Linked DNA regions of Homo sapiens: region 2 is linked to region 1. The links are chromatin loops, found by intact Hi-C in ENCODE. Cell type or tissue: B cell. All regions are shown on one strand. Region 1 overlaps CHST11 (carbohydrate sulfotransferase 11). Region 2 overlaps CHST11 (carbohydrate sulfotransferase 11).

The links. A loop is a pair of places that touch in the nucleus more often than their neighbours do. Peaks named below come from ENCODE experiments on the same cell type or tissue, not always from the same donor. Only the 100,000 strongest peaks of a DNase experiment are listed, where the experiment ranks them.
Region 2: it touches region 1 in a loop (4-fold over the local background); 1 of 110 quality-filtered maps calls a loop at or near these places.

Annotation. Positions count from the first base shown.
Region 1 is chr12:104,639,643-104,644,642 of GRCh38, forward strand. The region is part of intron 2 of CHST11 (carbohydrate sulfotransferase 11); the gene reads left to right. Among named protein-coding and RNA genes, the nearest start is that of MIR3922, 51 kb to the left of the region's middle. RefSeq lists enhancers at 3,575-3,624, 4,522-4,571. In B cell, a CTCF peak has its summit at 2,332 (motif pointing left); DNase peaks (open chromatin) are centred at 2,409, 3,003, 3,859 and 4,819; H3K4me3 peaks cover 1,661 bases; H3K27ac peaks cover 4,380 bases.
Region 2 is chr12:104,516,867-104,521,866 of GRCh38, forward strand. The region is part of intron 1 of CHST11 (carbohydrate sulfotransferase 11); the gene reads left to right. Among named protein-coding and RNA genes, the nearest start is that of CHST11, 62 kb to the left of the region's middle. RefSeq lists an enhancer at 3,584-3,633. In B cell, no CTCF peak of the experiment used is centred here; DNase peaks (open chromatin) are centred at 2,585 and 3,915; H3K4me3 peaks cover 1,517 bases; H3K27ac peaks cover 2,587 bases.

The sequences.
Region 1 (5,000 bases):
GCAATCCATGCATACGTGGTCAAGCTTCATTGCCCTTCACGGAATAAGAGTTCAGAAAATGGTGGCATTAACATGATCTGAGGGAGTAGTGTTTGGCCCTCTGATGTCAAAAGGTCACCTCTCATGCCTTTGTGCAGGCCCAGTTGGAGGTCGGTGGTCTCAACCAGCTTGTGTTTGCAAAACACATACCTAAAAAAAGACTCATATACCAAATATACAGAGAACTCTTAAATTCAACAATAAGAGAACAAACAGCCCAGTTAAAAATGGGTGAAAGATACAAACAGATGTCGCCAAAGGAGATCTACAGATGGCAAGTAAGCATAAGAAAGGATGCTCTACATCATATGTCGTTAGGGAATTACAAATTAAAACAAAAATGAAATAACACTTAATACCTATTAGAATGTCTAAAATCCAAAACACCAGCAACACCAAATGCTGGTGAAGACATGGAGTAACAGAAATCTCATTCACTGCGGGTGGAAATGCAAAATGATACAGCCCTTTTGGAAGACAGTTTGGCAGTTTCTTATGAAACTAAACATCCTCTTATCATGTGATCCAGCAGTTGCACTCCTTAGTATTTACTCAAATGAGCTAAAAACTTATGTATCCACAAAAATCTGCACACAAATGTTTATGGCAGCTTTATTCATAATTGCCAAAACTTGGAAGCTACCATGATACCCTTATACAGGTGAAGGGATAAACACACTATGATGCATCCATACAACAGAATATTATTCAGCAATCAGAAATATGCCATCCAGCCACAAAAAGATATGGAGGAACCTGAAGTGCATATTACTAAGTGAAAGAAGTCAATCTGAAAAGGCTACGTTCTGTATGATTCCAACTATATGACATTCTGTAAAAGTTGGCAAATGTCTGTAAACAGCAGTAAATGACTATGGGGGCAGTAAAAAGATCAGTGGTTGCCAGGGTTTCAGGAGGTGGGGAGAGGGATGAACAGGAAGAGCACAAGGGATTTTTAGGACAGAAAACTACTCTATGCAATGCTTTAATGGTGGATACATGACATTACACAAAGAATGAAGTCTAATGTAAACTATGGACTTCAATTAATAAGAATGCATTGACAGTGGCTCATCAGTCACAACATATGTACCACACCAATGCAAGATATTAATGATAGGGACAGGAGGCAGGGAAATTCTGGGCAGAAGAGGGTTGGTCCCCAGCGAGGTCCCTACCCTCAAGCTGAAAAGCCTAATACTGTAGCCCAAAGTGAGACCTTACATCCCTGTTTTCCCGCTCAAATGTTGCCTGCCCCGACCCCCATCCTGTGCCCATAAATACCCCAGGCTCAGCCAACAGAGAGGGGAGAAGCAGCTGGACATTGGAGACTACAGTTGGATGTCAGAAGCAGCTTGACTTCAGAGGGACAGCTTGATGGCATAGCTTTAGAGATGAGTCCAATCGGGGACCACTGGACTCCAGGGGAAAATTACCTTCCCACTCCTTCCCCTTTTTAGCTCCCCTTCCTGCTGAAAGCCACTTTCACTGGCAATAAAATCCCCCACATTGGCCATCTTCAAGTCATTTGTGTGACCTCATTCCTCCTGGATGCCAGACAAGAACTCAGGTGCCACAAATGTGAATGCAAAAGGGTGTCTGTCACATGGACCATCCACTGAGCTGTTAACACTTAATCTGTCCATGGATGGCAAAGCTAAAAGGGCACTGTAACACTTCTTCCGGGGCTTCAGGGGTCATGGACACCCTCCCCTAGATGCTGCCACAGGGTCAGTACAGAGTTCGCTCTTGCTGGCACCCAAAAGCGTTCACCCCCACCTCCTGCACCCATTCACCTGTGTTCCCCCTCCTCTGAGGGGTGGAACAGTGAGTGAGTGGAATTTGCCCCTGCCAGCACCCATGTACTCCAGTTCCTGCCTGCAAAGGGGTCAGGGAAGTATCCTGCTTCATTAATAATGGGAAACTGGGGGTTAAGGTATGAGTGTATGTATATGGAAGCTCTATATACTTTCCACTCAATTTTTCTGTCAACCTAAAACTGCTCAAAAAAGAGAATCTATTAATTTAATTAAAAACAAAACTGGGTGGACCCTACCCACCTTCCTACCAGCAAACATGAGAAGGAGGATGGCTGTTCCCCAGTGCTGACGGGGGCACTCAACCTTCTGGGGGCAATTTAGCAATGGATAAGAAAATAAAAAGTCTGTAATCACCTTGATCTGGCACTTCTAGGAGTTTATCCTAAAGCCATGGTTCTCAACCAGGGGGGATTTTGCACCCCATCCACCCCAGGGAGGACATTTGGCAACATCCGAAGATAGTTTTGATTGTCAGAGCTGGGGAGCTGCTACTGTCCTCTAGTGGGTTGAGGCCAGGGATGCTGCTGAACGTCCTATGGTGCACAGGACAATCCTTACAACAGAGTCATCTGATCCTGTACGTCATTAGTGACACTTCTGAGAAGCCCAAATGAGGAACTGGGTAGGTACATAGTACTCATCTCAGTATTGTTCACAGTAGTGAGAAATTAGAAATGATCAAAATATCATGTGGCAGTAATTAAAGGATGGTATATCCATACTATGGGATCCTGTGCAGCCTTTAGAATGGCAGTATGGGAGTATGATCTCTAATATGAAAAAAAATGCTCATGAGACATACATGAAAAAAATTACAAAGCGACATGCATAGAAGAATTGTATCATTGTAAAGACAGAGTACCTATGCGCATTTCTTTTTTTACTTTTTACAAATTAATTTGATTTTTTTAAATTTTGAGACAAGGTCTTGCTGTGTCGCCCAGGCTGGAGTGCAGTGGCGCAATCGTGGCTTACTGCAGCTTCATCCTCCCAGGCTCAAGCAGTCCTCCCACTTCAGCCTCCTCAGTAGCTGGGACTACAGGCGTGTGCCACCATGCCTGGCTAATTTTTGTATTTTTGTAGAGATGGGATTTCACCATGTTGCCCAGGCTGGCCTAGAACTCCTGGGCCCAAGCGATCCTCCTGCCTCAGCGTTCACAAGTGTTAGTATTACAGCTATGAGCCACTACACCCAGCCTGTTATGTATCTCTGAGAAGACACATAACAAAATCTCAAGCCTGTGTCTAGGTGGTTGGAATATAGGTGGTTTTTAACTTTTAAAATTATTTTGGGGATTTAGATTTTTTTTTTTACAATGAACATTTATTACTTTTATAATTAAAACAAGAATACTTTTTAAAATTAAGAAATTATGCAACTAGATATGTAGTCAAGTAGAGGTTGCTTAAATACTAAGGTTTATTTTCAACTACTAATTACTTTCAAAAGTATTTTAAGGAACACATTGTCATACCAATTAGATGCCCACTACATGCAGGTTTTGTACATTTCATTTACTTCTCAAAAAGCCGTGTTGTAGGCTGGGCATGGTGGTGCACACCTGTAATGCCAGCACTTTGGGAGGCTGAGGCGGGAGGATCACTCGAGGCTGGGAGTTCAAGACTAGCCTGGGCAACATAGTGAGACCCCTGTCTCTACAAAAAAATTAAAAAATTAGCTGGGCATGACGGCACATGCCTGTAGTCCCAGCTACTTGTGGGAGGCTGAGGCGGGAGGATAGCTTGAGCCCAAAAATTTGAGGCTGTAGTGAGCTATGATTGTGCCACTGTGTTCCAGCCTAGGCAATAGAACAAGACCCTATCTCTTAAAACAAAGCAAAACAAAAAACCGCAAACCTTGTTGTTGCTCCTCACCACCCATTTTAGAGATGAGGAAGCAGAAGTTTGGAGGGTTAGATACGTCAGATGCAGAGATGGGGTTCTACCCTGTGTTTTCAAAGTCCAAGTCTTTCCCTCTGTACCATGGTAGGGGCAGTGTGCCACTGTAGTGGGTAGCGTGTTTGTGTGGGATTATCAGTAACAGATTTCTTCCAATATGCTCTTTTCAAGAACTCCAGCACATTTAGGGGATTTCCATTTGAGGAACTTAAGAGGACATTCAGAGACTTTTTCTTCACACACACACACACACACACAAAGTTCTCATGACTTTTTTTTGTTGTTGCACTTGAGGAGTTTTTCCTATCTGGAAAATTCCTTTGCCTGGAATGGCTTATTCTAGATCAGGGATGGAAACATCAGTTGTGCCTGAGAATCTGGTCTGGGTCTCATGAGCGTGTTTTCCAGCTCCTGGAAAGCCAAGACTTCACTGTTTTAACCCAGGGTAAGAAGGGACCTCTCTAGAACATTTCTCAGCTGTCATCTCATAAAGAGACTTGTCAAACCTGATTCCTCTGGTACCAAGAGGAAGCAATTTGAATTTTCTTATTTCCTCTGGAGTTTAGGGGTGCAGTTAGCAAACAAAGGAACCTCTTAGGTCTCTCTGCCTTTGCTATCTGCTAGTGGAGACTGCTTTTCTTGGACGGTTTCTGCAAGGAGCTGTCCGGCCAGTTGTGGATTGGCTCACGGGATGGAGAACTGCTTCCTCTGAAGAGAGGGACTTCTGCTTCCTCCTCACTGTGCTTATTGCTGCTCAGAGGCTGCTGGGAAATCTCTGCCGCAGCCACCCTCCCAGCGTGCACCTCCTGGATATCTGTCCATGGAAGCTCCTGGACACCCCCTACCTTCCCTGCATCTGGGTGGACTCCCGCATGCACTTGCTGCATTTCGTCTCAGGTTGCCTTTTGACTCTCCACCGCTTATGATTCCACTCGGTGGCCTCCCTACTGATGTCTTTCCTCAGCCATCTTGTAAGTGGTTTCTCCTTGGTTCCAGCCCTCACTGAGGCCAGATTCTGTTTCCTGCCTTCAGTGTCTAACGTGTGGCCAATCCTCTTTCTTCAAAGGCAGAGTGGCCCTGCTTGCATCTGCCAAAAAGACACACCTGGGCTCCCTGCAGCTGGCGTGGTGCTGCCTGGGCATCCTGCCAAGCCAGCATGCCCTCTTTCTAGGGGAGCTTTCCTGCTTCTGGTTTTCAAATCCTTGAAGCAGCACTGGGGAGGCGATGAAGAGGGTCAGGTTT
Region 2 (5,000 bases), 120 kb before region 1:
GGATTGATTTCCTCCACTCTACCTTCTATCCTATGCCTAAGTTGATCATGGAGCAAAATGTTCCTGTTTGTTCTTCCTTCTAGAGTTACGAATGGTAAAAAGGCAATAACTGATGTTTACTGAGCACTTCTTATGTGCTCTAAGCTCTCTTCATGCATTCTCTTTCCCCCCTTCCAAATCCTCTCCATCATAGCTGTTACTGCCACTTAAAGATGAAGGAAGAGCCTTGAGAGGTTTAGTAACATTCCCAGGCTGAGTGGTTAAGTAACTGGGGGAAGCTGGAATTTGATCTCTGCAGCCTTTTTTGTCTGTAAAATCTTGGGTGCACTGTAAGAGAAGCCCAAGAATTGTCCAGCGAAATTAAAACTGCACCCCAAAGTTCAGCGCCTGGGCTCCATCCTCAGAGCCTTTTATTGCACCCGCGCTTGGATGGGTGTCTTGAAGCCGATTTAATCCTGGTCTGTCTACACAGGGGAGCAGCAAGCTGTTGACAGCCTCATTTTATGGTCATCAGTGCCCTCTTCCTTCTGAAGCTTGTCAATTTTAATGTCTGGAGAACCAGGGGGTGGTGTAGGGGCTTCCAGACCCCTGTTTGCAATCATCACTTGTACACCAGAGCTTCTCACACTTAGATGCATGTGGAATTCCCTGGGGTTGGAGTTAAGTTGCAGGTTGTGATTCCATAGGCCTGGCCTGGGGTCTGATCCTGCATTTGTAACCAGCTCCCGGGTGATGATGTGGAGGTGGGTGTCCTCTGGCCACACTGAAGTCCCTAGTTCTAGATGCCATCACCCTCACCCTACTTCAGAGGCTGTACCAAATTCTTAGAAGAGAAATTTTGCCTCAAAAGCGACCTGGGAACCTGACCTCAGGAAGAATTTCATCTCTGTGGGAATGTGGAATCGGAGTGATAGAGGTGAATGACAAGGATGTGGTGTTCCTTAAGCTGACTCCTGATGAGCTTGGCGAAATGAAGCCAGACATTTTATAATTGGTCCCTTTTCTTTGTGTAGTGTCTAACACTTTTTGAATACCTACTGCATGTCAGTGCCTTTTCCCACTGAGGATCGTACTGGATAACTTTGGATCTAAGGTCGCTTTGGCAGTGAGAAGTTCCCGCCTCTGAGTCAAGACCACCTTTGAGTCCAGAAATGGTGGCTCACGCCTGTAATCCCAGCACTTTAGGAAGCTGAGGTGGGAGCTTGGCCCAGGAGCTCAAGACCAGCCTGGGCAACATAGTGAGACCCTTACTTGACAAAAAAATAAAAAAATTAGCCAGGCGCAGTGGCACGTGCCTGTAGTCCCCGCTACGTGGGAGGCTGAGGCGGGAGGATTGCTTGAGCCCAGGAGTTCAAGACTGCAGTGAGCCATGATTGTGCCACTGCACTTCAGCCTGGGTGAGAGAGCGAGACCCTGTCTCAAAAAAATAAACATAAAAATAAAGACCACCTTTGAGTTAGCAAGTATGACAGGAGCGCGTGAGTAGGAAGGAGGGAAGATTCGGATGATACACATGTTATCATGCTGTATTTCCTTCACTAATTATATGGGCTCGGTAAGGGATATTCAGAGGTTGTCAGTTGCCTTTGTGCCAGATTCAGTTGGACTCTGATAAAGACCTAGGCAAATACGATGTCTGTGCACCGTGTTCTGGGAAGCACTTTGAAGGACCCCGGGCAGATTCACTGGCATAGTTAATACACCCCGGACTTTCCCTCGCCCTGCATATGGTGGCTTATGAGAAGAAAGCGAAGACTAGAAAATCATTTGTGTGTCACTTTGCAGGAAAAACACTTCAGGTAATGAGACAGGATTTGAGTGGGAAGGTGATTATAACCAACCCTTCATTCATTTTCTACAAAATAGTCAACATGCAGTCTTCCAAGCTGCATAATGAATATAGCATCCTTTAGCTGGGGATGTTGGGAGGATTTATTTTTTATCTGTGATCCAATATTAATTTGCCTTAAACAAAAGAAGCAATTTACTGTGTAATTCTGAGGTTTATGGTGTTTCTACTAAGTCCTTTCATCTTTGAAAGATGGTGTTATGCATTTTAATAGAAACCATTTTTTTCTTAAAATCTTTTCTTTTTCTTTTTTTCTTTCTTTTTTTTTTTTTTTAACTCTTTCTTCTCTTCAGTCGGATTATAGAGTTGGAGCAAATGTCATGATGAACTTTGAGGCCTAGGCCTGGACTCTTGAGGTGTGTGTGTGTGTGTGTGTGTGTGTGTGTGTGTTTCTTTCTCCATAATAGTCCCAACCCTAAACAGGGGTATGGCACAGTACTTCTTATGAACAAAAGTGCTATTGGTCTACAAGGGGACTTGAGCCTGCACTAATTGTATTTGATTAGGATTTTTGTGCTGTCTGTATGATGTTTAACCACACTGTCAATTACAGACTTCCTTTAAGGAATTTCCAGGAAACCCCCTTACCATAAGAGTTTAAATTAATAGTTTGCTAGTTTAATGACAGCAGTTGGTAAAGGAAGCACCTTTCAGACCATTAGCTAAAGCCAACTTCCTTTAAACTTAAAGGAGGGCACAGCATGATAGATGGAGATCTGCCCCAGTGCGTCATCATAAATGCCTCGAGGCAGCCACAGGATGGGTTTTGACCTCAGTGGGGATAGGTTTGGTTAGAGGGTTGGGTAGAACCCCCTAACCTGTAGAAGAATCTAGAAAAGTGAGATGAACGCCTTTCTCTTAAGGCTGTCACTTGTCCAATTCCAACTCCCTCTTTAGTAACCACCTCCCTGCCTCCCAGCGAAGTGACCCCAGGGAGCCGGTTATTATGGCCCTGCTTGATGGATAATTACTGGTTGAGGCTTGATTTGACACCAGCATTTTGCATGATAGCCTGTTAGATTTGCTTGGCTCAGATTGATATTTTCATTCCTCTAAGGCTGCAGCATGGAAACATGGTTGAGTGGGGTTTGCCAAGATGGGATGATTTCCTGTGCTGTGGCAGGACCAGGACAGCTGTTCTGAGAACTGTTTCGGCAAAGCCTTCACAGTTGGTTTTGTTGAAGGCTTTTCTGCAGGTGCAGGGTTGGTTCCTAAAGGACAGTAGTCTGGTTTTCCTAGGAAACTACTTATGGAGAGTGCGTGTGTTTAATTTAGGAGGCACAGCTGTGCAAGGGACTGGGACTCCATCAGGGAACGGGGTGCAGGAGCTCCATGTTCCTTATGTCTTAGCTTCATTCCTAGTTGCTGGCGTCGGAACTGATCAAAGTTGTCTGTTGTCTTTCTGCACACCCATGCTACAGGCAGTAAGGGATGAGGCAGCAAAACCAGTTCACTGCTCATCAGCTGGGGAGGCTTCAGGACAGTCTCTGAACTACTGAGCATTAGTTTCTTTATCTGTCCAATGGGCCCAATGGCACCTGCTCTGCTCATCTCTCAGGATCTTACATGCCACATAAGCTAATGGAGAAGTAAATGCTTTATAAGCCTAAAGGAATGGACATGGGTGCATTCAGTGAGAGGCAGTAGGACTAATGGTTAGTGATTAGTTTGCTAAGTAGGAGCAGCAGTTGTTAGTGTAAGAAGGGCGGGTTAGTACATGGGTGGTGGTCAGGAGGAGCACCACTGCTGCTGCTACTTAGCCACTTGTGTAACCTTTTTTTTTAAACAAAACAAAACAAAAAAAAACAAACCTCTCAGTCTGCTATAGGATAGATTGTTCCAGCATCTGAAATTGCAAAGCACTTCTTGAAGGGGATTCTTAGGATGGCGTAATTTTGTTCACTCATAGGATCTTCTTCCTGGGGCATGATCCTAGCCATGTTCAGGATAAGCCCTGAGCATCAAGCTGGTGCAGTGAAGTGTTCTGTGGCTGGAGGCTAAATCTGTCCCAGGCTCACAGCATGGGAGCGGGGATGGCAGGGGCTTTTGAATTCCCTTGAGGGCACTTGGCCTTTGCTTGTATCTGCTCAGGAAGTCAGACAGTCTGCAGCCAGTGGCGTGTGCAGCCACCCCTTCTGTTCTCTGACCCTGGAGGCTTGTGGTCCATTTGTTTTAAAGGTGACTGTCTGATATTCCTTTGGAATACGTGAGTCCGGTGGGAAAGAATAGAACATATTCTGAATCTTAATGGTGGATTTAAAAAATCTATTTAGAGAATCTGAGCACTTAATTAGACATGTCTTTTTTTCCCCAGCTGCCCTAATTAAATAGTAATCATAATAAGGATAAGGATAATAGTTGATCTCAGTATCCTGTCTCCCAGTGAAGTTGCTCAATACATATTTGTAGATGAATGACTTGGAGATCCAAAGGAAGGTTCAGAGATTTGCCATTGTATTCGAGTCTACCCTGGTGGGACCTTTAAGGTGAACATTCTTCTTCTCTGGGCCTCCACCTTTTCCCTTCCCATATAACTATTTTCTCCTTATCTGCATGCTTTTCTGCAATGCATATCCGCAACAGGTGAGCCTGGGTGAATATGATTACATGCAGGTTGGTTTTTCTCCCTTCTTTGTGGTCCGCGTTTTGGGATTAAATCCCCCTGCAGACTTTTGTCTGGTCAGCCTGGTTGTGACTGTGGATCTTGGTTTCGTATACTGTCAGAGATGGCAAGGAATTCAAAGATGATGTCGTTTTACGTCTTTATTTTATAAACTCGGGCCCAAAGTGAAATGACTTGCCCAAGAATACACTGAGTGAGTGAGGTGGTCATAGAGAGCTAGCTCTCCTGACGCTTAGCTCAGACCTAATTCCAGGAAGGTGACTGCATCTAGCTTCTGCCCCAACACATCCTGGGAAGAAATGGTATCCTGCTAAGAGAATGAGGGCTGGATGGAGGTGTCCTGCGTAACGGTGTCAAAGTACTTCACTCTGTCCTCTGGGGATCCCACAGTGATTCTTTGATTCTATGCCCACTGAGGAAAAGTTGATTTGAGTCTACTCCACTGTTTGATTGAAATGGGCCTCTTCTGTCCCCAGCCTGGTGAGTCGTATCTTGTTTCCCTGCCAGTGGGCATTTTCTGCCTTTATC